Regions from separate parts of the Homo sapiens genome. Here all the other regions are linked to region 3. Evidence: chromatin loops called from intact Hi-C (ENCODE). Cell type or tissue: Calu3. All regions are shown on one strand. Links, peaks and the distances in the headings refer to the core of each region. The heading gives the core; the rest is flanking DNA.

The links. Peaks named below come from ENCODE experiments on the same cell type or tissue, not always from the same donor. Only the 100,000 strongest peaks of a DNase experiment are listed, where the experiment ranks them.
Region 1: it touches region 3 in a loop (2.7-fold over the local background); 1 of 110 quality-filtered maps calls a loop at or near these places.
Region 2: it touches region 3 in a loop (6-fold over the local background); 1 of 110 quality-filtered maps calls a loop at or near these places.

What each region holds. Positions count from the first base shown.
Region 1 is chr4:85,905,844-85,916,013 of GRCh38, reverse strand. All of the region lies in intron 3 of ARHGAP24 (Rho GTPase activating protein 24), which reads right to left. Among named protein-coding and RNA genes, the nearest start is that of MIR4451, 190 kb to the right of the region's middle. In Calu3, for the core only: no CTCF peak of the experiment used is centred there; a DNase peak (open chromatin) is centred at 5,973.
Region 2 is chr4:85,923,440-85,933,609 of GRCh38, reverse strand. ARHGAP24 (Rho GTPase activating protein 24) reads right to left here. Exons shown (of 10, transcript NM_001025616.3): 4 at 9,840-9,962. Among named protein-coding and RNA genes, the nearest start is that of MAPK10-AS1, 190 kb to the left of the region's middle. In Calu3, for the core only: no CTCF peak of the experiment used is centred there; DNase peaks (open chromatin) are centred at 3,529 and 4,119.
Region 3 is chr4:85,821,684-85,831,853 of GRCh38, reverse strand. All of the region lies in intron 3 of ARHGAP24 (Rho GTPase activating protein 24), which reads right to left. Among named protein-coding and RNA genes, the nearest start is that of MIR4451, 100 kb to the right of the region's middle. RefSeq lists an enhancer at 5,325-5,867. In Calu3, for the core only: no CTCF peak of the experiment used is centred there; DNase peaks (open chromatin) are centred at 4,053 and 5,543.

The sequences.
Region 1 (10,170 bases), core at 1,415-9,414, 84 kb before region 3:
ACTGTTGTGGAAGACAGTGTGTTGATTCCTCCAGGATCTAGAACCAGAAATGCCGTTTGACCCAGCAACCCCATTACTGGGTATATACCCAAAGGATTATAAATCATTCTGCTATAAAGACACATGCACACGTATGTTTACTGCAGCACTATTCACAATAGGAAAGACTTGGAACCAACCCAAATGCCCATCAATGATAGACTGGATAAAGAAAATGTGGCACATATACAGCATGGAATACTATGCAGCCATAAAAAAGGATGAGTTCATTTCCTTTGCAGGGACCTAGATGAAGCTGGAAACCATCATTCTCAGCAGACTAACACAGGAACAGAAAATCAAACACCACGTGTTCTCACTCATAAGTGGGAGTTGAACGACGAGAACACATGAATACAGGGAGGGGAATATCACACACTGGGGCTTATTGGGGCGTGGGGGGCTAGGGGAGGGATAGCATTAAGAGCAATACCTAATGCAGATGACAGGTTGATGGGTGCGGCAAACCACCATGGCACGTGTATACCTATGTAACAAACCTGCACATTCCGCACATGTATCCCATAACTTAAAGTATAAATAAATAAATAAGAAAGTGATGACTGATTTATCTTTCAAGTAAATATTGACTTTTATTTTGGTCATGTTTTTAAAAAAGTATAATTGTGATACATTTACTTTTCAGTGATTTATGAAACTTTTAAAATCTCAAATAGGCTAAGTTTATATTTCACTATTTTTCGCATTTCTTGGACTTATTCCTTCAAAAGTGTGCTATTTGTGCTGAGCATGTCAAAGATAAGAATGATATAATGTATTATGTTTTGAATACTTGTTTCCCAGATTACACTGGGAAGTTAACAATTTAAGTCCAACAGTATATTCTGACTTCCACTTTTGTCAGAGATTCAGAATCTAGTTACTTCCTTCACAGTATGTAATTACATTCTTCTGATAGAATCTTCCAAGAAATAAAGGTAGAACATTTTCTTGGCAGAGCTAAAGTATCTAGAATTTATATCCTCTTCTAATTTAGTTTGGTTTAGGTTGGGAGATTCATGTCAAAATATCTGATTGACATAGGAGGAAGGCTGCTATGAGAGATGGTATTTATGTTCAGATCAGTGTTCCTCCACCAATGCTGATACAGACTAGAATTACAAGAGAAAGCAAATCCTGGTGCAATAATCCACAACAGGTAGCAAATGGAATACCACTTCTTTAGGAGCAAGACAGGGAGTTTGTTGACTTACAAATGAACTTAAAACTAAAGGCATTTTCTATCAGGATGTCCTCTAACGGTATGGTTGACTTGAATACTGAGGAAAATTGGTGAGAAGTATAGGCATTCCTAATGGTCATGAAAGTTAAAAACAAGAAGGTCTCAATAAGTTGATAAAGGGCCAAAGATTCTTCACATAGGGGAAGAAATGTGAAATTATATTGAACTTTATATTCCCTATAAACATGGTGATAAACCCTCTATTGCAGGGTTACTTAAAATGTGATGAAAACTTCAGTGTATACGTCTAAGATGACAGCAAATAACCTCGGCAGCACCCGGAAACTTGTTAGAAATGGGAATTCTTGGACCTCATTCCACACTAACTGAATCAAAATGGCAATGGGACCCTGCAATCTGTGCTTTTAAGATGCCTGCTGGGTGATCCCGATGCATCATAAAGTTTGAGAACCACTACTCTTATAAGATAATTCGCTATAGCAGGTAGAGGCTATAAATTTTAGAATTCATGTATTTCAACCACACTCATCCTATTAGCTTGTATTCATGTCTTATTCCTTCAGTGACAGCCATTCAGCCAGAAAGTACTAAGCTTTAAAGCTATGGATCATATAACTTATCTAAATGCCTATTTGCATTGTAAATGATTAACCCTGCAACTAGTTCTGCAAGGACATGTCATTCATGTTGAGATGACTGAGTCTGGCAAATTTGTGAGCTTCATGTATTGAAGATACCATACTTATATCAAAGCAAACATTAAGGTATTTCTCTTTGCATTGGAATACAGATTCATTATACCTCTTTCCCTGATGCCTAGAGTTTGATGAGTTAAATAGGACATTGAATTCAGAGAGACGTGCCACTTTTGAAATCTGGATTAAAATGTTCAAATCCATTTTAAAAATTCCCTCAGAACTTACTCATTTTATTGTTTATTAATATTACAAATCTGCAAGACTCATAATATCAGATGACACTTGCTGGGTGATCTACAGTTTACAAATTACTTTTATATCCTTTGATTCATTTGGTTTTTACAAGAACCCTAGGAGGTAAAGCAGAGCATTCATTCATTTATTCAACACATTTATTGAACACCTGTTGTTATGCCAGTCACTATTCTAGTTCTGAGGATACAGCAGTGAATAAAACAAAGGCTGGAGTTTACGGGAGAGGTCTAGACCAAAGGCATACATTTGGAAGTCACCAATGAGATGATATTTAAAGACAGGGACCTAAATGAGATCCCCAGGTAATACTGTAGCTATGGTGAAGAAAATTTAGTAAGGCAAAGAAAGAAACAAGAGAGGCTGAATAAAAATGGAGATCATCAAGTCAAATGCTGTTGACAAGTCAAATAAGATGAAAAGTGTGTGAATATAGACTACAAGATTAGGGAAAATGGAGGTCATTAGATTAGGCAACTAGATGTAGGTAACTGGATTAGGGAATGAGGAAGTTTTTTGAACAACTTTACAGGAGCTGTTTCAATCCAACAGATCAGCACAAATGAAATTCTGCCTGGAATGTGTTCATAAGATTACAGAGGGAAGCAAACAGAAAAGGCCAGTCTAAACAAATCTTTCAGGCATTTTAATGTATTAAGGAGTAGAGAAATGGGGGCAGCAATGGCTGGATGGGTGAGTTGTGGTACAAGGAGGTTTAAAATGAGAAATATTAAGGAATGTTTATATGTTCATGGGAATTATTCATTGGAGAGGGAAAAATTGATAATGTAGGAGAGATGAGGTTTAAAGACTCATCCATAATTTTTTAAAGCTATGCAAAAAATTTTTCACTCTTCTCAGGATCTTTAATAAGGTTCGACAATCCATATAATCGCTTTCACCCCAAAGTATGTTACTTTACAAATACAGAAAACATCTAGAAAAGAATTATTGAAAGAAAAAAAAATAGCATTGAGCAGTTTTCTTTACAACTCTACCTGGGGGCAAAATAAGGAAGGAAGGTGGTTAAACTCATAAATCATTTTCAAAGTTAAATTTTACTATTTTTATTTTAAAACAAGTTTTAATATTTACTGAATAAGAGATTATTGGCAACGTTATTTAATTGGAACAACTTTCTTCATACAGTATCTCTTAGTGTTAACTGCTATGGATGCTAATTACCCAATTTTACATAGCAGCAATTTTAGAGAATGTGTTTGGGTATACACAAAAGAAGTGATATTTTGAAATAAAATACTATGATAGCACAAAACTAAATTATTCCACCCAGCAAATGACAGCTACTGATTATTGTAGTAGTGTAAAAATAAGAAAAACTCTAATTTGGGTTTAAATTTTTTTTATCTTAAGCAATTACAATTGGTTTGCAATCACAACAGCTTAACCGTCCATTGTGCTTTTTCTCCCACAGTTTATGTCTGAATTTTCTGGATTTTGTGAGCTCCAGTGTATATGTGTGGGAGAGCAGGATGTGAAATTTTTCTTATGGGCCTGGAATTTAAACTCCACCATTTAGATAAAGGCACGCTGCTTCATAGAACATACATCATTTGTATAATGTTTCAAAAATCTAATATGGAGAAAAATATTGGTATTTCAGGACCATTATCACTTCCACAGCTAAGGATACTTGGGGATATTTTCTTAACTCATTTGATATAAACATATTTCAAATCAACTATGATTTCATCAAGTAAACTCTTCCTTCAACATATGTTGAAAATAATGCTCACCCTGTTAATTCTTCAATCTGTTTCTAGAATTAGGGGGTCTCACCTAATTGTAATGGGACTCACCTATTCTAATTACAAGTAATTTTAAGACCCTACAAAAGGAGTGGAGGCCAGAAGGCCACAAGTTATTCCCAAACTGACTGTAGACATAGAAGTTCTTATAAAGAATGTTAACCTGTATCTGCTTCTTAATACAAATGCTTGTATGCTAATTTTAGATAATATTAAGTAAGTGGATAAAAATCTGAATTTCCTCCTTAAAACTGTGACTCCCAATAATCATTTGCAGGTGGCTAAAAGCATATTGTTGTAGTCTTATGTTTAAAAATTACAACAAATGAGAATAATTTAGGGAATCATCACAAAGCTGAAAAATCTTAAACCATTTCAGGAACTCCTTTCCACCTCTCAAAATAGTCTTCAATGACTTCCCAAACCTTAAAAAATGGTGACTGTCCTTAGCAAAATAAGGCACAATGTCTTCAATGTTCTCATAAGCATCCACTTATCAGCAAATACGATAAAACTTTTAAAAGTCACCCATTTTTTACATGAAATTGAGAAAATTGATTTAAATTAAAACTCTTTAAAATTAAACAGAAACAAAGGCAAGCTAGAGTGTCTAGAAAATGTTGCCAGGACTTTTTCATTGTTTTAATTTTTTTTTTCTTTTTTTTGGTTATGTATTATTGATGGCAGTGGCCGCTCCAGACAGCCTGCCACTGCCATCATGCAGGTTGTAGCAGGGAGGCACTGCCAGAGCTGCACAAGCCGGCAGGAGCCAGGGACAAGTGGAGCCCGGTACAAGTGGGAGCCCCACCCCATTCGAGTTAGGGCGGGAGCTCCCCAGATTTCACTGCAGCCACCCAAACCAGGCTGCAGACCCAGGCCTCTTGCTCTGTGGAGCAGGCAGGAGCCCCGCCCTCCTGGGTGCAGGTGCAGCTGCAGCCATCCAAACTGCAGCTGCAGACTCAGGCATTCCTGTACTCTTGAGGACCCAGGAAGGCCCTCCTGCCCTCACAGGCTCGGAAATGCCTGCCCCTGCTGCCTAGCTTCTCCCTCCTGCCAGTGTCCACTCCGATCTCAGAGCAAAGTCAGGGTGGAGCAGGGCACCATGAAAGCCAGTGGGAGGCAGACAGATTCCTGGATGGGAGGGGGTGGGTCTCGGGTGAGGCCCCACCTTCAGGCCGGGGATGACCTGAAGGCTGGGGGCCAGGTAGCCAGTCTCACCGAGGGACAGGAGTGGGAACTTGTGAAGCCTTTTCTGGGCTGCCCATGGCAGCCCACGGACCAGTTGTGTGCACTTCCAACCCTCTGAGGCCCATGAAACCCTTGGGCTCAGCCAGAGCTGAGCAGATGATGGGTTGACCTGCCTGCAGAGAGGAGCTACTCTCTCTGCTAATAGCAGGAGTTGTAGGGCGAACAGCTGCAGAGAGGAGCAACACACTCCAGGGCCTCCTGTCTGCTGAGAACTGCAGACATGACGGGACGACCTGTCTACAGAGAGGAGCTTCCCACTCCAGGTTCTCCTCTCTGCTAGGAGCTGAACACTCGTTGGGACACCCTGACTGTGGAAAGGAGCTACCCGCTGTGGGTCTATTGTGAACTGTTCTATTGCTCAACAAAGCTCCTCTTCATTTTGCTTGCCCTCCACTTGTCTGAGTTCTTGGTCGCAGGACAAGAACTTGGAGCCTGCTGAATGGCAGAGCTAAAAGAGCTACAACACAGGGCTGAAACATGCCCCTTAGCTCTCCACGTTGCAGGCAAAGAGGAGAAAAGAACCGTGGTCCCTCAGGGAGCTCAGACTTGGGAGTTCCCCAGGCCAGGGCTGTGACTCCCTCTTTGGGGTCCTGTGGTACCTGACGTTTTCAAGCTTCTGGGCACCACTGCGTTCCCCGGTGCCAGCCAGTGAAGCTGCTTGCAGTGCACCTGGTCTAGCCGCAGCCTGGCTGAGAGCCAGTGCCTGTGCCGGCACCTGGAGCTGCAGGTCCCGTTGCAGCAGCCAGTGTGTCTGACTATGCAGTGGCCGGACCCCATGCTCACTCACACACTCCATGCCTGACTCTCCCTTGGCAGGCGTGGGATCCAGGCCAGTAGTGTCAGCCGAATGTAGCCTGCCAGGCCAAGTAGGAGGAAAAAGCCCAGCGGGCCTGAGCAACACTCAGGCAAAGGTGCCACTGGCCAGAGGTTTCAGGCCAGAAAAGGGACACCCCAAGGATCCTGTAACATGATCTTTCATATCTAGTACAAATAACTAATTCTTTGAATTCCTATAGCTCTACAATTTTCTAGACACCCTCATTAAATTAAAATTTGATCTTTCCTGCTGATAGATTGATGCTGTGCATTTCATAATTTTAAATTAAAGAGTAATCAGCCAGAATCCACAAGTCAATTCAACCTAGCATTCCATCATTAATTAACACTTAATGAACACCCATGGGTTTATGCAGCAGTATTAGAAGTCGGTAAACCAGTCGCTGTTTGGGGGCATCTTGTCTGATTCATATGTAATTACCAACCTAAATTTGGCTAAAGTCCAAATACAGATTGACAATTCAACAGGCATATTGCTAAACTAAAGGCAACATTCCTTGAATAAGATTCTCATTACCCAATAAGACGTGATAGAATATTTTGTTAAATATAATGTAAGAAAGCCACCAAAGAGGGAACAGATATGTGCAGTCTTTCTTAATCTTATCTGATGGGGAGGAACATGTTTACACACATACATACACACACCACAAATTAAAAAAAACAAAACAAAAGAAAACCCATATAAATCCAGTTATTTACTGAAGGTTTTGTAGTTGAAAGCAAGTTTAAATCAAGATCACTGTGTTTCTCTATGGTAGACTCTGCAAACACCTCAAAGTTAGCAAACTCAGTATTTTAGATATTGAAAAAACCTAAGCCCACTCAGAATACCTCAAGGAAGCAAGACTTAAACCTTTAACTTCAAAATCAGACCTGGAAGTATAGTCAGTTAAGCTGAATTAAGTAAAACCCAAGATATTTCTTGGCTAAATGATTAGTGAATTGGAATTATTTGGCTCCATTCATTACTTATTGTTCTTTAATATGTCTACAAGCTAGACCTAAAGCATATTGAAACTCAGGTAGGGATGACCCTTGATGGTTTACAACATCCTGAGCATTAAAACTAATTTGTTTCCATTAAGGCTTTCTTTTTTTTTTTCTTTTTAATTATCTGAGAAAGCTTTTTGTTAGGTAAACAGTTCTCGATACTATCTGTATGTACTTCCCTGACTCCCTTGCTCTGGGATTATCTATGCCTGGCTCTGTATTTTGACCAAAACTCACTACTCTTTAGAAGACTTTTCTACAGGGAACTCTTATTCAGAGTTCTACCATTGTCTCTTAGACTGGAAAATCTCCTTCACTATTATTAGAATCATTATTATTACACTTTAGTAAGTAATCCCTTTGGAGAGAAGCCCCCTTTGTTGAGTGTGTCATCTTTTTCAGTTGGGACTCTGATACAGTTTAATTTGCATAAATGATATGTGTACCTTTCAAATTACAACATTCTCCTCATTCCTAGAAGCCTAAATATCTAGCAACTTTAGTGCAAAGGAAAAACATAATAACTTACAACTAGTTTAATGCTACACCTTCTTAAATTTTTTTACTTTCAAGACTGCCAAGTCACTGTGATGAGTACAGAAATAATATATATTTTCTATCCACCAGGACCTTGTGATCTTAATAAGGAGACAAACCATGAAATGAGGAAGATGGCAAAGAAGACATGAACTGAGCAGAGTCAGGTGCAATCATTTATGCTATAAAGAGTAAGGAGTATCATCTGTTAAGAAAATAGAAAATAAATATTGACTTATGTTATCAGGGAGGATGTTCTGAAAGCAGGGGAACTTGAAAAGTGTTTTGACAAATAGTCCCAAAGTTGAGATGGTGGTGTAGATGGGGAGAGGAATATAAGGACATGTGAGGATTAGTGTGCTTGAAGACCTAGCTCAAGTGTCTCTTCTGCAGTGTAGCTTTTTCAAGTTGAGTTGGTTTCCACCTGCTCTGAACTTCCTCCAGCTTACATCCAAGCTCCGAGACGGTTGCCAAAAGAATTGTCTTTTGCCCTTTTTTCCGAGCCTTATTTTGCTCTTCCTGTATATTGCCACCTTTTTCCAGGCTCACTGCTTGCAAGTAACTCTCCACTATTAGAGGATCCGCAATACAGGAAGAGTAGCAGCAAGGCATCATTTTTGAGATGAGTTCATCTTAAACAATAATATATGGCAGGCACCAAACTAATTAAGAGCCATGGATACAATGAAAATTAAGACACAATTCTTATCCATTAGTAATCTACTGTCTAATGAGGGAATAAACAAGCATATGAATCTCCAATTTCTAATCCCAATATAAGCAAGGTCATTCTAGGTAAGTACAATACTTAGACACACATACACACACATATGCAGACAAGCACATATGTACACACATACACACAGATGCTCACACATATGTGCACCTTTGCTGGTAATTATGTATCAGCCAATAATTCATTTGCAGAGGAGCTAACCAAAAAGAGAAAATGTGTCATGTTGATGTCATTCAAGAAAGCAATTTCAAAAAGAGGATAAAGTGCATAATCCCTGATGAATATCAAGATAATACGTCTTTTCCTGTGGATATGTCTACTTAGGTTTTGTAAAGTGATTCAGATGAGAAAAATATATTTGAACATTTTAATAAATATAACATTTTAAATTAAATGGACTACATTTGTTTGTCTATTTATTTTTAAGTTGGCAGTTACAGGAAAGCCAAATGACAAGCTGACCACAGGAGGGTTTTCCCTTTTCTTGGAACCTAGAAACATATTAACACTAGGAATATATTAACAATTACAAGGGGGTAAAACAGCATTTGAAACTCTGATATGGGAGCTCAGAGTTCAGCTAAGGCTGAGTCCTTATTTCATAGCTAGATGTCTGAGCAAGCAAGAGTTCGTGTAAATCAGATTATTTTTCCATTCATTTTGATTCTAACGAAGATGAAAAGAATCAATTAATTCCTTCCATAGTCAGTCTCCATTTTTACCAATGTCTTCCCTTCTGCCAGAACTTAAGCTTTCTCCCTTCTTTAAAATAGAAACGATGAAAATGTCTCCCCAATTTACAAATAGAGTGGACTAACAAGTGAGAGGAATCCGCCTAAGATATGAGCTCCTGTTTAAATATAAAAAAAATCTCTTCTTTTTGTCTTTCATCCCTCTCTTCATGTAATTTTGTTTATAAGTCAACCTATTACTGACTTCCATGATGCTAATAACTACACTGCCCAAACTTATGATTATTTAAAAAAATCTTAAAAGCTAGTAATGATGAAATGTGGAGATCCACTATTTATTTCTGTGAAATATGGGTCAATATGGTGATTTTTGTTTCACTATAATTTTCAGGCATCTTTTGCTCTTAGTTTATGTTAGCTTGTAAAGCTAGAGCTAGGATAGTACAAAATTTAACTAGCACCAAAATACTCAGTAATCAAGATAAATAATATTTTTATAACATTAAAAAACTAGTTATCATAGAAAATTCATAATGAGCAAAATGTCAGAATTAAGATGGGATCACTATTACTGATTTTTGCTTTTGCTTTAAGCTTCAGTATCACCATGACTGATCCTGGCCTTTTTCATTTGAATATTATCAACCCTAACTAGTACCTTCTTTCTCAACCCAGTTTCCACCAAGTAAGCACACCATCTCCAGCCATATGACATGGGTGTCCTCATTTATTTGACTATAAGGAACAACAGAGTGATATAAGCAGCTTCCTAATGTGAGTGGTGGGTTTAATTATGCTGGAAAAATCTATAATGTGTACTTTGTATGCTATAGTGGTTGCCATAATTCTGAAATATTTATCATAGGTTTCCACTATTTTCCATGAGAAGAGTGAAAAATTTTAATAAGTGTCTGCACATTCTCTCTTTATTATAAGGCTTCTGCATTTTACTACTCCTTCACTAAACAATGTCTTTAGCCTCTAGCTCCAGGTTAAATACAGCTTAGCAGTGACCTTGGTGCCAAGAAAAAATGAGCTGATGGTTTTATTTCAGCTCCTTCTTGGCAGATGTCCAGTGTACTAATTGGTACACAGGTGACAGTGCCACGAACAAACCAAGGTGAAACAAATATGAAAAGCAACCCAAGTGCACAATTTGAGATCA
Region 2 (10,170 bases), core at 1,078-9,077, 100 kb before region 3:
AAAGCACCACAATCCCGAGCTTCCTGCCTAATAGATGTTTCTTGGTTCCTGGATTTTTCAAACCACTGGGAAATCATTTTCAGTGACCTTAATTAGTATCCAAACAAAGAATGAGAGTTGAAAGGGCAGCAAAGGACAGAAGAGGTCTGGAAGAGAAAGGTGCTCTGAGAGGTGAGTTTCAGCTTGCACAACATGCAAGCTCTAATGTAACCAGGCCTCTGGAAACTTTTACTCAACTCCACACTTTATCCTGACAGCATTTCTAAAACCGCTAGAAATGCAGCATGTCTCCTCTGCTGTTGGCCTACTTTTGACAACAGTAAAAAAATATATATATTTTACATGTGGATCAGGAAAAGTAGCCACGTCAACATTTTTTTACCTCTAGGCATTTTTCCTGGCTTCACACATTCTCCTTATTGCATTCCTTAAAATGACTTAAGCTGATGTTCTCGGACAGGCTTGGGAGAGGAACGCAGAAACCCAGGCCACTTCTTGAAACACTTAAGTACCCAGGAGATTAAATAAAGCACAAAAGAACACACTCTTCTTAAGTTGGCATGGTTTTAGGAACCCAGAATTGAGAGGCGAGTTCATTCTTTTCAAGGCCAGACCTTCAAGAAAGATGTAAAGCTCCTGTGCGTCATGCTGCTGCTGCCCTGAGTGATGACTGCAGCAAGAGCAAGGTGGCGGCGGGTTGGGGCTGCAGCAGCTGAGCGCTCGTGCTCCCAGGACCCCACTGCAGAACTGTGGGCACGCAGCACTTCAACAGAGAGAGCCTGGGATGCAGCGGGCTCCAGAGAATGGAAAGGAAGCGTAAAACCGCTGAACGCTTCCTGCACCTCCTCTCCTTTCTCCTTTCGACAGAATACAGCTTTGTAAATAAAAAAAACTCTTCATCCTGGTTCAAATGCTGGACATTCCCCAAACTACTAAGGCTTTGAAGAGAAAAGGACAGCCTTTAAAAATAGCCCCCCGGGAGAGGATAGATGGAAGCTGTGCCCTACCCAGTGTTGGCCATTTGCCAGTCCATGGGAATGTTCTTCCCAGGCACTGCCTTCCCCGCTTAGTATTTAAGGAGAAAGGGAGGAAGGCATCGGGAACAGCAGTGTGTTCACAAGGATTCTATGGGAGACGGGAAGGTGACAAAGGCCAAAAAAAAAAAAAAAAAAAAGTCCTTTAAAGATACATTAATAATCCTCCAGACATCTCATGTTACAAATGGACAGCAGTAACCCTGAAAAGTCGTGTTTGCATAGAACCAATTTAGTTTCTGATGGGCTGGGGAACTAGAAGGGGAAACTATCCTTTAAGCAATTTGTCCCTGAGCCTTTAAAAATTTCTGTCATTGTTAATTTCTCTACCAATGATGCAATCCTATGGTATTCAGAAAATCCCTATAGATCTATAAAAATATGAGACATGCATCTCTCATTTAATTATCTTTGTGGATGAGATAGGAATGTAAATTAACACCTGAAATCCTTGCTGATAATATATGATGGTGATTGTTGCCAGGTCTTAGCTACGCAAAGGAAAGCACTCTGCAGGAACAATGGTTTCCTTAAAAAAAAAGTTCCCACTGTATTTTGTAATTTTGATTTTTCTTATTTTTTTTTGTTAGTTACTAACTAGGGAAGATTAATTAATGGGTGGCAAATCAAAAAAAAGATGTGGGGGAGAAAAAACAACCCTAGATGTCATTCAACTCAGCACCTGACTAAATTATTAGCTTACTGCACATGTCATTAACATTATAATTACTTAGTTTCTACTTAAACAGCCATTCCATTTAATTATTCTTATTTTAAAGCAAAAAGATATTTATAAATATTTTGATCCATAAACTTTTCCTGAAAACATTTTAGTTTACCTATTTTGTATTCTCTAACTCCCCCCAAATAAGTCAATTCAGAAATGTCTTAGTTTCTTTTACTGATCATAAGTTGTTCTATGTTCTCACCCCTGTTCCTGATAGTTCTATCTTTGCCCTCTCCCAGTGCCACCTTGTGATATATTTGAAATGTCAGGGTGACTCCTATTCCCAGCAAATATTCATCAATATGGTTGAAAGCCTCTTGAAAATGGGTCAGCACGAATAATTCGATTATCAAATTTTTCTCAACAGGGGAGGTGAGGCAAGCACAGGCAGCCAGAATCAAAACAAGGTGACGGGAACACAGCACAGGGATTTGCGAGGGCCCTGTTTTGAGGGGTCAGAACATGGCTGCTTGATTTGGGTCTAGGAAGGGCCCAAGATCACTCTGGCCCCTCCTCTGAGGACGGTCAGCCCAGCTTACTTAGTCCCCTGTCAGTCAAGGTGATCCCCATAGGATCACTATTCTTTAAGCCCCACCTACCCCACCTATTCACAGACAATAATATACACATTTAAATGAACCTCAGAAAATAAGTATAGACAAGCAAGGATACGCACAAATCACTCTTGTACAGTCCTAAGCTCTTGGTTTCCAAACTCCCATTTTATCTGAGCATAAACAGACCTTAAAGCCTAAGATAATATTATTTATATTTATAAAAAGGACATGAACATATTATCTACCTACCTTTCCGAAAACTAAAACACCGTTTGATTCTTCTGTATGTAGTTTTAGGGATGAAAGGAGTTGAGGCTAAGGCACCAGCCGGGCACCCCCCAGAATTCCGGTCTTCAGGCATCGTACAGGCCTGAAGTTCTGAACCCGGTTTTGGCTTCCTTTAAAACCTGCCTCTGAGCGAAACCCAACAGCCACTCCTCATGCTTGTTTACTTGTTATTTTTGAAGTGCTGATCCCTAGAATTTGAAGGTTTTGATCATCCAGGTCCTGGCTTAGGGATAAGTTACCACCTCTCATTTACTCCTGTTTAGCAAAAAAAAACTTCCTTTTCTCTTGCCTAATCCAGGGAGTTTTTAAGGTTTTTTTTTTCTTTTTTTTAAGTTTCTGCAGACATTCCAAAATGTCACAGGAAAAGAACTGCAGCAAGCAAGCTACCATTCCCATTCAAACAGCAGGAATTGGTTTTTGCATTTTTTTGTTTTTATTAAGAACTGTCTTCTCAGCTGGACTGAGATTCCTCTGGAAAGGTCAGCAAATAGCTCTGTGCAAGAGGAAAGAGGAACAATGACAAAAAGTCCCCTGAGGAATATTTCAGGACTGTCCTTGCTGGCTCCTTTCATCTGAGCAAGAGGGGAGGAAAATAATGGCACCTTCTCCAGAAAGCATTTCAGTGCATGATAGATTTCTTTCAAAGGACCCCCCTGCTTCTTTTATAGCACCCCCCATCCTTTGATGCTCTCTGCAGGTTTCTCCCCTTTCCTTTCTGTCTTCAAACTCCCGAGAGAATCACAACGTCAGAACAGTCGAGTGCCCATTCCAAGAGGCTCTTTGGATCTGTGGGGGGAGGCAGCTTTGCAGGGAGCATCTCCTCCCCCTCCTCCTGCTCCGTCTCCCCTTTTCTCAATGAGAACTGGGAGGGAGCTGGCAGGGCTGCGGTTGCTCCTCACCAAGGCTGTGGCTGCGGCTGCTTCCAGTGCCCGCCGGTCACATTCAGCAGGTGCAGTCACAACAGGATGAGGGGAGGAGGGAGAATGCCACGCTACGGTACAAACTCCTTTCTTTTTCTTTTGACTTTGTGTTGACTTCCCAGCTCTTGTCTTGTGTAGCACTTTTACAGCTGGCTGGCTCAGCCCCTCCAGAAATCACAGGGCACCAAACCAACCCCCAGGGGGTAAACTTTTTGCCCCTTCATACCTGCATTTATTCCCCTCCCATACAAGTTTTACTTTCTTTCAAATGATTTGTAATTGAATTCATTTGTGAGCACTGATTTAACATGCATACCCTGAAAACATATTTATACATGTGTATGTGTGTGTCTGTAAAACAGAAAAATGTTTAAAATCCAGTGGCAAAGAGTCTGTGGGTAAAGCTGCAAACACATCAACACATATTTGTATGTGTATTTACACACACATATATGTTTCTCTAGGCATGGTTTGCAAACCAATTCTGTTTTCAACATTCTTCCATGCTCTTGCCCGTACTTTCTGCACCCCAGCCCCCATGTCCACTAAGTCTCTCAGTCCTACTCACTGAACAATTTACTTGCTGGGTTAATCATTCATCCACCTGGTTGTTCCATGAACTGATTTGGAATGCTAGTGCCTTAACCCCAACTGACCCCCAAGGCCTCTGTGTTCCTTCCCAGCCATTTGGCAGAAGCTTTACAAGACCATGAGGAGTATTAAAAAGGTCTTTCCATTAAAAACATCATTACTCTGACTAGCATGCCCATGTAGGTAATCTTTTGTCATTGAAAGGATTATTATTATTTAGTTCTGCCCTGTGGTTCAAATGGTATTTTACCTTCTGTGTCACAGCACGCTGCTAAGAAAATAAAGAACCACAAAGTGTAACTCAGCACCACGAAGACAGAGACAGTGCTGCCCTTCAAGCACTTCAGCCAATAGAAAAATCCACTGACCTGAACACTGATCTACAGGGAACTCCTGTAATCACAGGATTTTCACAGGAAGTGAAAGCATTTTTTTCTTCTAATTTTCTTATTTCACAAGTGAGTAAAACCAAAGGCAAGGGAAGTAAAACTACATATCCAAGATTGTGCACTTGGTCTGTGCACGTTGCCTGACCACGTTGCCTCTTAATTAACCTCTGTCTGCCTGCATACCAATTACTCATTGTAAGGATTATTCACAAATAGTATTCTTACTGCCTTGCTGGGTCTCTGAATCAACTCTTTTCATTAGGAGGCAGAAATATACAGGAAAGACCTGATTTTGGCAGTAGCTAACATTAGGCTAAGCAATCAGAGCTACAAGAACTATTGGGCTGGGCACAATGGCTCACACCTATAATCCCAGCACTTTGGGAGGCTGAGGCGGGTGGATCACCTGAGGTCAGGAGTTTGAGACCAGCCTGGCCAACATGGTGAAACCCCATCTCTACTAAAAATACAAAAAAAATTTAGGTGGATGTGGTGGCAGGCGACTGTAATATCAGCTACTGGGGAGGCTGAGGCAGGAGAATCACTGGAACCAGGGAGGCAGAGGTTGCAGTGAGCCGAGAATGCGCCATTGCACTCCAGCCTGGACAACAGAAGGAGACTCCGTCTCCAAAACAAAACAAAACAAAACAAAAAAACTATTAATGAATTTTCACTCTCCTCAGATCTCAGATTCCGGACTAGACACTTCCATAAATATTGCCTCAAAAACAATTGAACAGAAACCCAGTATAAAAATACACAAGGAAGGACGGGAGGAAAGGAGGGAAGGAGGAGGGAGGAAGGAAGAAAGGAAAGGAGAGTGCGAGGGAGGGATGGAGGAAGGGAGGTTGGGAGGGAGGAAGAAGGGAAGGAAGGAAGGAAGGAAGGAAAACGAAACCTTCCCAAAGCTAAATAAATGTTTGACATTCAGATTTTTGAATTTGACTTTTATGCAGAAACCATGTGCCTCTCAATTAGCATTATTACTAGAGGAGCAACTGTGCATGGGTTTTCAGCAGGTAGCACAAAGTTGAGCTATGTAGATTCAACACTTTTCACGTTTCCCTTGGTTCCCTGCCCCATATGAGTATTTTATAAATTCATTTTCATTTGAAGGAAAGGCCTATCATTCCAAAACCCTACATTTTATTTACATTTCCACCTAACAGTTTTTAATTTCTAGGAGACTGAAGAACTAGACAAGCTCCTCAGGTGTCTCCTATATTTTAATCTAATGTCTATTATTGTAATGGCAAAGAGGGAATATTTTGCATATATGTGCAACCTGAATAAAGATAAGCTTCAGTGCCTCATGAAAAACTTTAGCTTTTTAAAAACACAGGTTAAAAAATTGCCACAATGAAATGCCCTCTTTGTAACAGATACATTTAAAACATATCCAAAGGTGGTATACTGTGATTGATAAATCAGAGTGATATGTCACCTCCTCTTCTAAATTTCCTTACAGATACCATCTAATCAAGTGCTTTTCATTTAGTATTAACAGGGCCTGGGTTTCATAACTAAGATAGGAAGGGAAAGTGCATTCTCTTATGAAGGGTGATTATGACAATTCAGAATTTTTTAAACAGCTTTATTGAGATATAATTCCCATACCATAGAATCCCCCAGTTTAAAATGTACAATTCAATGGTTTTTAGTATATTCACAGATACTTGCAACCATTACCACAGTTAATTCTAGAACATTTTCATTTTAAAAATAAACCCTGTATCTTTTGGCTATCTCTCCATCACCCCCTCATCCCCCCATCCCAGCTCTAAGCAACCACGAATCTATTTTCTGTCTCTGTACATTTCCCTGTTCTATACTTTCATATGAATGGAATCATAAAATGTGCTCTTTTGTGGTTGGCTTCTTTCACTTAGCATAATGTTTTCAAGCTTCATTCGTGGTGTTATATGTATCAGTACTTCATTCCTTTTTATGGCTTAATAATAATCCATTCTATGGATACTTCACATTCTGTTTATTCATTCATCTGTTGATGGACATTTGGGTTGTTTCAGATTTTTTTTTCTAATTGCTCGATGGTATCAATTCTAGTACTTTTGAATGACTCATAAAACTATATTAATTCTAATTATTGTATGTTTAAAAACTTTTATTATTTTTCATATACTGAAGAATATACGATCAATAAGGCATGGACTTATAATTGTGGGTTCTTTACTACCACAGTAGAAGTAATAGATCACACTATTTTGCTATAAAGCAGGAGGAACACATGGGTTTTCTTCTTACTTCTGCTTCTCACAGTGTGACACTTGGCAAGTTTTTCATCCTCCTTGGGTCTTAAAGACTTAATCCACAAAATGTGAGGTTGAACTAAAACAGTGGTTTTAAAATATTGCAAATCGGCAGAAAAGTTAATTTCAATGAAATGTTAAGTGGAAACGTAATACACAGTGTAACATAAGTAAAAGGGTTTTTGGGTCATATAACTTTATTGTTTAAAACTAAAATTTATAAGATTTATTTAAAATTCAATCAATAACAGAATTTATTAATATTAATAGGAACATTTGAAATCTTAGATTAATATATCATCTGAAACCCAAGATTATGGCTGACAGTTGGGATCTCTTATCAGTATTAACATTCTATTTTGTTTTGTGTGCTCTATTAACTTTAGCAAACTCTGATATTCAGAGAAATCACAAAGGATTTCTTACAAATTAAATGAATACTTTAAAAGCTTGCCTTGCAGTCTCATAATACTTATTAAACAAAGAGGGCAGGAGAAGATTTATTCTTTGAAGCATTGTTTCTATTATGAGTGCTATATGCTAAAATACATCTCTTTAAATGTAAATTCAAATCAAGCATTTGTAAAATCCCTGAAGTAGGTCTCATATAATAAAGTTTATAGACCAATCAACTATTTGAGTGTCCCTTCCAGGTTCATGAATTTGAAGATTCACATATACAGCTCACCCAGTCCCACTGGAATTATTTCTGAGATTTCTGGGTTGATGTGACTGCCCGTGGCCATTTATTTGGATAAATTAACTGGATGGCATTCTTTTTTTTTTTCAGGAAGTCACAGATGGAAGAGGAGAAAGGGGAGAAAATAACTAACACTTGATATAAATAATCCCTCAACAAAAATATATTCTTCAGTAGATATTAAAGATTCTTCTGAACTCAGGAATTCCAGAAATCTGATTATAAAGGGGAGAAGAGTGTCTTTAGAGACAATGGGAGCTTTGAAAAGATTCATCCTCAGGCTCCCCACAAACCCTTTACCCTGGAGGTGCTAGCAAACATTACCAGATGAGTATGTGTCTCTCATGTACAGTAGCCACTCATCCATAGGGGATAAAAGTCCCCACTGGACACCGGAAATCTCAGATATTACTGAACCCTTTATATACTATATTTTTCGTATACATACATAACTATGATAAAGTAAATTTATGAATTAGGCACAGTAAAAGATTAACAACAATAACAATATTCTAATAAAATAGAACAATTATAGCAATATATATACTGTAATAAAAGTTATGTGAACATGGTCTCTCTTTCAAGATATTTCATTGTACTGTAGCTCTTGGTAACCTTAGCATACAACTTTTTTTTTCTTAAATCAGGAATTTTTTACCTTTTCACGTAAGTGAAACATTTTATGACTTCTCTTTGGCATATCCAAATTGCCAGCATCACTACTCTTGCCCTTTGGGGCAATTATTAAGTAAAACAAGGCTTTCTTGAGCACAAGCACTGTGATACTTTGACAGTCTATCTGATCACCAAGATGGCTACTAATGGGCAGCGGGTAGTGTGTGCAGCGTAAATGTACTGGACAATTGGACGATTCACATCCTGGGAATGACAGCATGAGATTTCATTATGCTACAAAAAACAACGTGCAACTTAAATCTTGTGAATCGTTTATATTTAGAATTTTCCATTTAATATTTTCAGACTGCAGTTGACCAGTGGCAACTGAAACCATGGATAAAGGGGGACTCCTTACTGCATAACTATGAGGAATCCTCTGCTAAGGTACTGGAGTGGGGATTCAGCTGGTGTTTTCAAATATTTTACATAGTCACTTGCTAGCCATTCTGGGTTATGAATAAGGTAACCGTATGTGTTGTCATCCAAACTAGAACACCGTGGGAATGAAAGGTAGCACAAACAGTAATTAGCCTGGGACAAAAGTTGTAAACCTCTCTTACTAAGGAAACTGGAATGAATGGTCATCCTGGTTAGGAACCTTCCCTTTCCTTAACAGAAGATATTATTAAAACATAGATATATTACAAACATGTGCCATTAATCTAGTAAAATATCATGTTTTCAATGAATCTTTACTATTTTAACTTCAACTTACCAACTTTTAAAACTAAGCTTTTGAAGTTATTCTAAAATATAAAATGGTCAGTCAGCCTAAGAAGTGTCCGATCTGTTCAGAGAAAAAAAAAAAAATCACTATCTCAATTCAGGGTGTTGACAATATACAAAAGAATGGAAAATAAATATAAGGATTGTAATTGTTTATAAAGTGTGAATTTGACCTAACACAATTTATTTTAAACTATATCACCATATAAAAATTAGGCATTATGTTCTTGGAAATATATTGTGGTTGTAGATAAATAATTTTGTGCTTTTATTTTTTTGGTCCATTTGCTCATTTTCGTTGAATACTTTTTCTGTTTATATGATTCTATTTTCTGTTTCTTGGCATACCTAGATCACATCTTTTATCTTTTCTTCCTTTGTTCAGTTCTATGCATAGCACCTTTTTAGCTCGTTCTTGACATGGTGCATTCTCAACACTGTGTTAACTAAAACCTTTTAAAAACTTACTTTCAAATTTACCAACACTTAACTGATCTGAAGGATGTTTTTACTCCAATAATCATCAGATTATTATCAAAAGTTTTGGCATTCCTCTTTGATACAATTGAGCATTTGGGGGCTGGGATATCTTCCAGAACCACTAGTCATAAATTTCTTACTTCATATCTAGATGTTCTTAACTAATCTACTTTTACAGTATGAGTCCCATAACAGTGTATTGTCGGTAATATGGGAAAATCCAAAACTAAAAAAAAAACCCACCCATTTTTATCATTCAACATATTCACAGAAGAAGGTTCGTTATAATTATACATGATCTAAATTAAACTTGTAGGATTTACGAAGACATACGTCTAACAATAATGTTGAACAATTTACAATTTATTTTAACATTCACCCACTTGAATACAGGAGCTAATAGTAACATTCGCTGGGGGAAAGGGATGAACAGGTTTGGTCTACCTTTCTGTTTTTCCATGATTTTAAAGTACACTCACCTCCTCCGAAAGGTCCCCATATGACTCGGCGGATTGACTTCACCCAGTCTTCCATATCATTCTGGGTGCTTGCCATGAGGAGGTAGCTTTCATGATTTGCTGTCATCCGATCTCGATCGCCTCCTGTGAAAACACAGTAACAATGCAGCTGAAGTTGCATCCAGAGATTCCTCATGATCAGCCTCCAGAAGAACCCCTGAAACAGAGACTGTGCCTAATACAGCCCGCACTAAGTTCTACCCAATGATGAAATATTTACCATGGTTTCTGAGTGGAAAGAAAAATTTTAAAAAGGAGAGACTGTTATGCTTTCAGGAGAAAGCTGGAGAAC
Region 3 (10,170 bases), core at 1,352-9,351:
GTCAGCTCACTGCAGCCTTGACTTCCGGGACTCAGGTGATTATCACACCTCAGCCTCCCGAGTACCTGGGACTACAGGCACATACCACCATGTCCCACTAATTTTTGTATTTTTAGTAGAGACTGAGTTTTGCTATGTTGTCTAGCCTGGTCTTGAACTTCTGGGCTCAAGTGATCCTCCCACCCTGGCCTCCCAAAGTGCTGGGGTTACAGGTGTGAGCCACGGTACCAGGTGGAGACATTTCTTTATAGCCACAAAATAATCCCTCTGAACACATTGGTGTGTTCTGATAAGTTATCAGTCAAATGAAAGCCCATTGTATAAGAATAAGAGTTGGAGAAGGAACACACTCCAGTTGGTTTTATACTTTATCATAAAAATATTTAAAGCATGCCAATCTTTAAAAATATTAAAATGTAAAAGTCTCTCTTTTTATTGATTTTAATATATTGGAGTAGTGTTCTTTAAAATTCCCTTAAGGTCAAATATGCCTATAAATAGGAAACTTTGCAATAATTTTTATTGATGGTTCCTTGCCCATTAGAAATACTTGGAAGTTGTAATTACATTGTCTTACTGATTATTTGAATTACGTATTGAAAAGAATTTTGGGGCTCTTAATGTGTAAAGAGTTTATGTTGTATTGGTCATCAGTGTTTTTAAAAATTATTTATTATTTATGATGATGGGTGGCTATTGAAGGGAACATAGGTAGATATTAGAATCCGATTTGAGGTCTTCCCTAGCATAATGGAAATAACTTAAATGTTTAAATAGCAGGAATTATATATGTATTTGATATAATGACTTTAGTGGGTACCTCCTGTGGCAGGGGCCAAGAATGACAGGCAGTCATATTCCAGCAACCAGGCTGTATTTATTTTATTTCCTTAGAAGACACACTGCATTCAAGATAAATGAGGCAGGGCTCTTGAGCAGACTTGCAGAAAATGTTTATACTCCCTGTTTCCAACGGAGAATCACCTGCTGCCATCTGCTCCTACTCCAGCTCCCAAGTCCTTATAGCCAGCGGTCCACTGAGGAGCCCAGTGACTGTCAGAACACTGTGGTCTCAGGACTAATCTACCAGAGAAATAATCACATCACGTACCCTGCTCTCCAGGTTTCTTCTCTCCAAAAAACCGAGGCCTAATTTAAGGAATCTAGAAGTAATAGTAGTTAAAAGTTGTGTGAGTGCCCATTATATTATCTGAATCTATACTGCTTTGGGAAGAGTTAGTAGGCAAAATAGAACTTAGTGGCCAAGGTAAAGAGACATACAAATGACGGATAGTGCTGTAAGCCAATCCCATAAGCTAAAAGTCATATTTACTGTCAGTTTACCAAAGGCCTTTGTAGAAGTGTAACTATGTCGGTATGTATAAACAATTGTTGAGGTAGGTTCCCAAGCCTAGCAACGGACTAGATGGATTAAAAAAGTAGGAATAGCAGAAATGCTAGGCACGATGGACACAGTGGCCCTTGCTGCCTGGTAGCCACTAATCTCATTCTTTCCCACTCACTCTCCCATTTTCTGCTCAGAGAGTGGGCAGTAATCTCTTGATTTCAAGGGAAGTAGGATTTTCCCTGGTCCCAAGGGATACATCAAAACTGCTTCCTTGTCCAAGGTGTAGAAAGAAAGAAGGTTCAGCAAATGAAGAACTTAGTGAGTTTATAGTCTAGAAGAAAAGTGTAAAGCTGAAAGAAGGAAGAAAGCAAGGACACAATGTGTTAGGGAGTTTAAGCATTTTAGAAAATTAGAGATATTTATCAAATATGTAAATAAAGGCTAATCTTTCCCCTTAACTAGGAGAACTTAATTGCATAGAAGTAAATGTGTTTGAACAGACTGGCATGTGCTCTGAGGTCAGTACCTAAATTCTCTAAACCTTTTTAAACCTCTTTGCATGTTGAGGTAAGCTAGTTATCTAAAGAACAAACACAGACACTATTAAAGGCTTTTCTTGGCTGTATACACTGATTATGATTCATCAAATAGGTGACTTACTTTCTAGTGTTTCAACATAGAAGCTGACCATGGGTTCACATGGATGCCACATCTGAACATACAAGACTGTAGTCCTCACAGAGGGATGAATACTCTTGTGTTGATAAAACAGTTACACAAGGCCTTCCTGTACATCTTTTCAGTCATGGTGATAGTCATGTTAAACTCTTTTCAAGAAGCAGCCAAATTTTACATCATGAAAAGCCAATATAGTACAGGTTCCCATATAGAAATGCCAATCATCAATTCTTTGTACACCTCAAGTTCCACATCTGTGAAATGAAACTTTTTCTTAACTCGCATAGAAAGCATTACAGTGTTAGAGTCAGGTGTTTCTGCTCAGCATACCACAGTGCTCTTACATAGAGTCTGAAAGCAAGGAACCATGAAGAGAGTGTCCCAGGAACTTGGCATTCCACATGCATGTAGGAACAGGTGACGATCTAGTTTACAGTATTAGAATCTTCTTTCAAAACTGACATACTTTAAAAGTGGGACAGATAATTTTAATATTATATGTTCTTTGTTAATTGTTTTGAATAATTTTAATGTTCACTGCCTTTTAATAAAATTTATTTTACTTCATTAGTTTTTAAAGTCTATCAAAATGGATATCAATTTTAAATAAAAAATTTAAATTTCCTTTTTTCCTTCTCATTTTATTAATCTCAGCAACAGAATCCAAATTAATTAAAACTGACAAGTACATTCCACAGGTTGACATGTTTTATTAAGAATTCTTGTTCTTGGCTTCATTTCTGCTGACTCTAAATTTTTTAAGTATGCTATTGTTCTTTCATTAGACATAAAAATTTGAGCAGTTAGAGTAATTTTTTGGTATTCCCTCATAATTATTCCTCATTTCAATGTATTATCTTCTTTTTCATTTTAAAATCTGATATTCTTTTTCTTCTTCTACTTACACAGTACCAAATTCCTATACTTTTCCCTTTTCTCAAATACGAGTCTCAGAAATACAAACCTCCTATATATTTATTTAGATATTTAAAAAGTATCTCCTTTTTATAGTTTATGGGTTCACTTAAGTAGCCAACATACAAAACTGACCCACGATTAAGGTCTGTTAACCCAAGAGCATGATTTTAATTCCTATTGTAACAGACTCATAGTGAGTAATACTCTGCGTTCCCATGTACTTCTACAAGCTTACATAGCAGTTGTATTGTCCTGTGTACACAGAATGTAAGGTTACAAAATTCAAATATGCGGATAACAAAAGCTTTATAGGTTGATTAAGTTAATTGTAAGTACATCAAAAGATAGCACGTATTATTTGGTTTTCTTTTGGCTTTTTTTAAAAAAAAAAAAACACACACGCAGACACACACAAATGGCCAAGTAGTTGTTTTCATTTTGACAAGCAATTACACAAAAAACTCCCACTGCTTTTGTCAACAGATCAAATCCTAAGGCACTCTACTCTCTCAAAGTTTCAACCACTAAAATGTGGGTAAAGCAAAGAATACACCACAGCAAGCACTAAACAAATATAGCAATTTAGATTTTTATCGGAAGCAGTTTTTATATTCCTTCAAATTAGCACTGGAATTCTGTATATGAACAGATACATCATGTGGCAGCAGCGATTAACGAAAGAATCCAAGAAACACTGCACTATAACGATCACATTTCAGCGTGGAAGAACAGCACTATGTCCAATCTGTTGCCACAATGTAGACACCGTGGAGAGCTGAATGGATCATGACAGAAAACAAGGGTATAAATAAAACCGCACACAGTCTAGGTCCTGAATTTGTGGTGATATAAATATCCCCAAATTATTAAACACAATCAACAACAATACCTGGCAATTTGTCTCCAAATTAAGAACAAAGCACCCAGCTCTCACCTTGCACAAACATACACTTCAGTGGTCAGTGACAAATGCAGGCTGCACTTGCAAGCTGGGAGACAGAGCAGCTGCTCTGTCCTGAGTCGCTTAAAGCACATTCGAGCCCAACTCAGGTCCTACTGTGTTTGCTCACTGCAGTTTCTCCCATGACTCCATCACCCAGGAATGGAAACCACGGCTCGCTCCCCAGCACTAGTGGGCTCCCCAGCTACTGAGCTCAGGTAAAAACGCTGAGTCCTGCAAGGTCACCACAAGGTGACCACAAGCAAAAGGAGTGTACAGGGAAGAGGAGGGGCTGTCATGGAAAGACCCTAAACTCCAGACACCTTGCCTTTCGAGATTCTGAACTCCGTAAATCAGAGCTGGGACAATAAAATCTGAGAATCCCAAATGGCACCAAGCCAAGCAACCAACCCAGGGGCACTGTTTAAGCAATAATCTCTCTCTCTCTCTAAACACACACACACACACACACACACACACACACACACACACACACACACACACACACGGGCAGACTTCAGTGTAGCTATTCTAATTGCCCAGACATCCCTCTCAAGCCCAAAAGTTGTTTATTTTTTTCAGGTTTCCAGGTAACAGGGCTTAAAGAAGGATCTTAGAAAATTGAAGTATTTGCCAAAATCAAATTAATTCTAAGAGCAAAATGATTTCTGGCCCATAAACTCATATAATAAAGTCTTGCATTTTGCATACATACTGGAATTATGCAAACTTCCATATTAAAATATAGTAAAGATGTATTTATTTCAGAGCTGACAGAATCAATTTAAATTTCTCATAAAAATTCCTATCATCTTTCAAAATCAGTCTCGATTATGCATGCACACTTTAATTTTGGGGGTCTTCAAGAAGGCATTTCTTGCCAAAAATATAATCACTCTGAATGTATATATTATAAATAGATACAAACGTGTTAATAAATATTTCCCTGTAGAGTCTAAGTTTTTATTTCTCATATTTTGATCTTCTTAGAAGTGGAGAAGGAACAATTTTTAATCTTGCAAGTGCCTTACAAAACATTTCTTCTTAGTTGTATATATTTTTTAATAGGTAAATAATGACTTAACTGAATTTTAGATTGATTGCATGAGCAAGAAATTATTCTCACCCTTTAGACAATTTTTTTAACCTCCTTCTCCAACCACCACTGTTCATTAGCAATTTAACCTCCTAGGTGTCAGTTTTGTAATCTATAAAACAGAGATTTCTTACTAGTGCCTGTTTTGTCTACTTCCTTGGCTGGTGACATCAGGGTGAAATGGGACAGAGTGTAGGACAAAATGCTTTCTATATGTGCAGTACTTGAAAAAATGCACTTGCTGCATTTCCTCCCTCTTATTTCCCCAGTGAGTACTGGGACTAGTAAATTACTTGCTGCATTCTCAAGGAGGGCTTCTTGGGCTTCAAGGAAACTGCTTGTTTCAAGTGGGCTATAAATAGAGTTCGAGATTTTATTGAACTGCTGTTCTCTTTGTGGCAGATCTTGAGGGCAGCCACCACATGGCCAGAGTCAGTTAATTGTGAGCAGCATGAGCCCCGTCTAGTGTTTGAGGCAGAACAAGACTAGTCAAAATTCTGGGAGAAAATGCTCACGTGCATGGTTGGTTACATAGTTCGCCTGGCATCCTGTTGTACTCCTGTGTTTGAGGGGGATGGAGAAGGGGATTAATGAAGGGGAAAGGTTAGCTATGGAATGCCAAGTTCACTGCTGAGTTATTCAGTAACAAATGCATCTGGGCATTCATGCTAATTTCTCTACAATTACTTAAGCATTTTTTAGAGGTCGAGTTGTGGAGAGGGGCGGGGAACAGAGGGAGGGAGACAGGTGGAGAACAGGAAAGGAACTGAAAATGTGGCCACCCGTCTTATGAGACACACAGGGCTGGGAGCTGGGAACTTTATGTATATTATCTCAGTTAGCTCTCATAATAATCCTAGGAGATACCTGTTATTCTTATTTTACAGATAAGCATAATTAACCTGTACACTGTTAAAGGTCAATGGTGAAGTTAGAATTACAATCAAGATCTGCATGGTCTAGAGTTCCATAGTCTGAGTAAATTAGTTACCTTACAGCTTTCTCAGAAAAAGAAAGGAAATAAAGTGTGGTTTTTATATAGTGAGAATAGGGAAGACAAGAATACAAGTCACCCGGAAAACTTCTTGAGGATATTGACTAGGAAAGTTAACTTTTACAAAGAGTCCAGAGATTTTTAGAAAAATGAGTTTTGATTTTTTTTAACAATGAATTCATTGCAGGATGCAGAAAGGAAAAATCAGTTTTTATTACTAGTGCCAATACTTATTTTTTAAATTGGGTCCTGCTTGTTTTTCAATTGAAGAAGCAAGTTCAGAAGTCTTTCTGTATAGTAGACTATTACTCTGGTTTTTGTAACATACACATAATGCATTATTTTATCTTAATTTTCTTAAATTATCAGACCTTTAACAATGCTCTTAAGGAAGCAAGGCAATCTCTTGACCTTCGATGTAGCAGAACACTTTTTTTCAACTGTAGTGTGGAATATAGTACAGTAGCCATAATTTTCTCCTGGGTTTGAGGATGTTAATAAATTGGCAGGTTCTTTCAACCAATTTTATTGGAAAGCTAGAGGCAGAGTCTGAACTGCAGGGCTACATGTATGTGTCTGTGTTCTACCCTTTAAGTAAGTGTCATTCCCAGCTGTAAATGTTTTAAATCTTATCTGAAGTCAGTTTTCAATTATTCAGATATCTCAATTGAAAAACAATAAAAGTGGAAACAGAGTTTTAGGCACTTTCTTCAAATTATTATACTGCCCCACTAAGGTATTTCTTTTCTTTTCTTTTCTTTTTTTTTGTTTTGTTTCGTTTCGTTTTTTTGAGATGAAGTCTTGCTCTGTTGCCCAGGCTGGAGTGCAGTGGCATGATCTTGGCTCACTGCAACCTCCGCCTCCCAGGTTCAAGTGATTCTCTTGCCTCAGCCTCCCTAGTAGCTGGGATTACAGGCACATGCCATCACACCTGGCTAATTTTTATATTTTTAGTAGAGACAGGGTTTCTCCATGTTGGCAAGGCTGGTCTTGAACTCCTGACCTGAGGTGATCCAACCATCTTGGCTTCCCAAAGTGCTAGGATTACAGGCATGAGCTACCAACCTGGCCGGGTATTTAGTTTCTCAAACACTACTGCTAGTATTGCCCTAGTGTAATTACCATGGCAGAAAATAAGAGCACATTGCTTCCTCCCTTTGTCTCTGAACCTCTATGTTGTTTTTTTTTCCTCTTGGATTTTAAGATCCGGATTTTAGAATCATATATGGAAAAGACACTTGCACTGAAGTTTAAAAGTATGAAGAAGAAAGCATCCAGAAGAATTGGTCGACATTTGCAATCAGTGAGGAGAATAAATAAGATGTTTTGGTTTTCTATTTGGTTCATGCTACCTTGCCCAGTAATGATACCTTCCTGATGTTTCCTAGAGGCAATGTTTCATTTCACACAGATACTCATGAAGGTCTGGCCTGAAATCCTTGTAGTATTTCCACTTAGGGTAGTACTGGGTTCATGGATGAGTCGGATGGGGTTGTTTCTAGTGTGTGAACTAATGAAGACAAGTATTTTTCTAACACATTTCCCCTGCCACTCCCTTCCATGTGGCTTTTTTATTTAGGCCTTAGAAACAACTCCAAATGATAATACTTATAAGCTGTGAAGAGCAAATACTGTCGAAACACTGAAAGTCATTTAGGCATAAAAATGAAAGTAATCCAAAATGTGAAAGCTTTTAGCAACCATCTTATGTAGATGTTTAAAGATAATCTGTATGAGGTCTCTTAACCTATTCTAGAAAATGTGGCACAGCTATAGAGTTAAAACCATGAAATTAAACACCTTCTGAGCAGTCATAATTTACTGTATTTCTAAATATAATTGTGTTTTTTTGCTGGATGGTAATATTTTTCTAGATGGGAAAGATGTACTTCTTAATGCCTTTTCTATCTTAAGATGTAAAGAACCAATGTCTTACTTTCATTCAAAGTTTCCTAAATACATTTAAGTGGTTTCAGAAAAAGAAAAAGAAGAAAGAAAGGGAAGAAAGGGGAGGGGAGGGGAGGGGAGGGAAGGGAGGGAGCTAGGGAAGAAGGGAGAAAGGCAGGAAGGAAGGAAGGAACCTGAAGATTATCCCTTTGTGAACTCCGGAGAAGGAATTCCTGGGCACTTAAAGCTTTAAGATGTACAAACAAGGTCATTGAACATATTTGAAATCTTTGTCAAAATACAGCCTCGTAGTATAATTGTACCCCCTCCCCAAACACACACACCTAAAGCATAAGCCATTTTAGTCAGGTGGCTCATGGCCAGGAAAGGCCCTCAGGCACCCAGCTGCCTGAGCTGAGTGATAACAGTGTCAGCTGCTGTTCCATCAAAACACTGCATGTGGGGTTCCTTCAGAAAGCCTGGGACACATGGGAACATTGGTGCTCCTGTTGCCACCAACTGAATCCTTGAGGGAAAAGCCTTCAAAAGCATTAGTGTCAATGCCCCTAGTTCTTAAATGACTAAAAGTATATTCATATGCCATGATGCAATCACACTGAAATTAGAGGACTGTGTTAGGATTTTCATAAGATATTTTATGATACATTACTGAGTAAGGCATATTAGAAAATAGTAGGTACAATATGATCCGAATTTTGTAATAAATATTCAATATATAGAAAAATCTGAAAATATGCACTATGATGTTAATAGTTTTTATCTCTAGGTAGTGAAATTACAGCAATTTTATTTTCTTTCTGATCTTTTAGCATTTTCTAAATGTTCTTCAATGGCCACTACTACAATGTAGTGAAAGAAGGAAGGAAAGAAAGAAAGAAAGAGCAGAAAATAGTAACTCTAGTTCATAATAAAGAGATCATTTTTGAAGTTTTTTTGACAAAGTTAATTTGTCATGCTTATAATCACTGCCAAGTGAAAAAATTCCAGTTTTCAGACATGTTATTACCATTACTCTCATCATCTGCATTAAAAATATTCATGGGTACACATAACAAAATTCTAGATGCTGCTGTCCTATAATATAAGGAAATATAGTGTACTTTGGACTTCACTGATTTTTAAAATATAAAAAAGTGATACAGGGAATATGGCAGGTGTGTGTATGTGTGTGCAGGAGCAAGTGCATATAAATTCAAATATAAAGAGAATAGATATGGTATAAATATAAAGAGCATAATACATTCATGAATGTATAATCATAGTCTTGGGGTAACTGCTTATTTCTAAAAAAGAAATGGTGAACTAACAACACATGTATGATCAAGAAAATGTATTGTCTTCTAAAATATTGTGTTGCATGAACACGTATTTCAGAGAGATCTCCTCTGTAACAGCAACATATATTGGTTTGGAGGTGAGCAGGGTGCATGGGGAGAGATTACATTGCTGATGTTACCTGTGTCTTATTTTGTATTTTTGTTTGCATTCTTTACATCTTTCTGACATAACCAGGAGACAGCTGGTAAATAATTCAGCATTACAAGAAATCAACAAACAGCCTGTTAATTAAATGGCAGACTTGGGTCCTCAATGTAAATCTTCTTGGGAACAGAGTCTTCAGCACAAAAGTCTTAAGCCAAGTCAGAATATTTGGACTTGGCTTGTTATTTGGTTTGTTATTTCAACAAACCAAAAAACTCATTTTTTGGTTTGTTGAAATAACATTTGAGGGACTGGAAAAACAGAAAGACCAAATCCACATTAATTGAACATTTCACTTTTTAATAGTTAAGTCATAGCCATGTGTTTCCTTTTTAAATTGAAACAAATTTTCCTAACATGCATATATGGAGAAAATGCTCCATCAGCTGACCAAGGCTACATTTCAAAGGAAAGGGATTTATTCTTTAACTAGAAAGTCAACACAAATGAAATTGTAAGTTCACTATGCTCCTCAGATACTATTGAGCTAGAGCTCAAAAATATAAACCTGTAATATTTTCAAAACAACAATCACCAATAAACTCTCTTAAGAAAAACAGTAAATACTTTTACATATGTTTTATCTTCGCTTTGGCCTGTAACCAAAATAATGCATAGGTTTGCATTATTCCTACTCTTTAAGTAATAGTGTTATCATTCGAGTTATTTTTGGAAGCTGAATAAAGTTTGAATACACCTAAATTATATTTTTATGTAATGATCTGATATTATTCTAAATCTCATCTTGGTTGATTTAAAAACTAATTAAAAAATTAATAATTTATGCCTTCATATAAAAATAATAG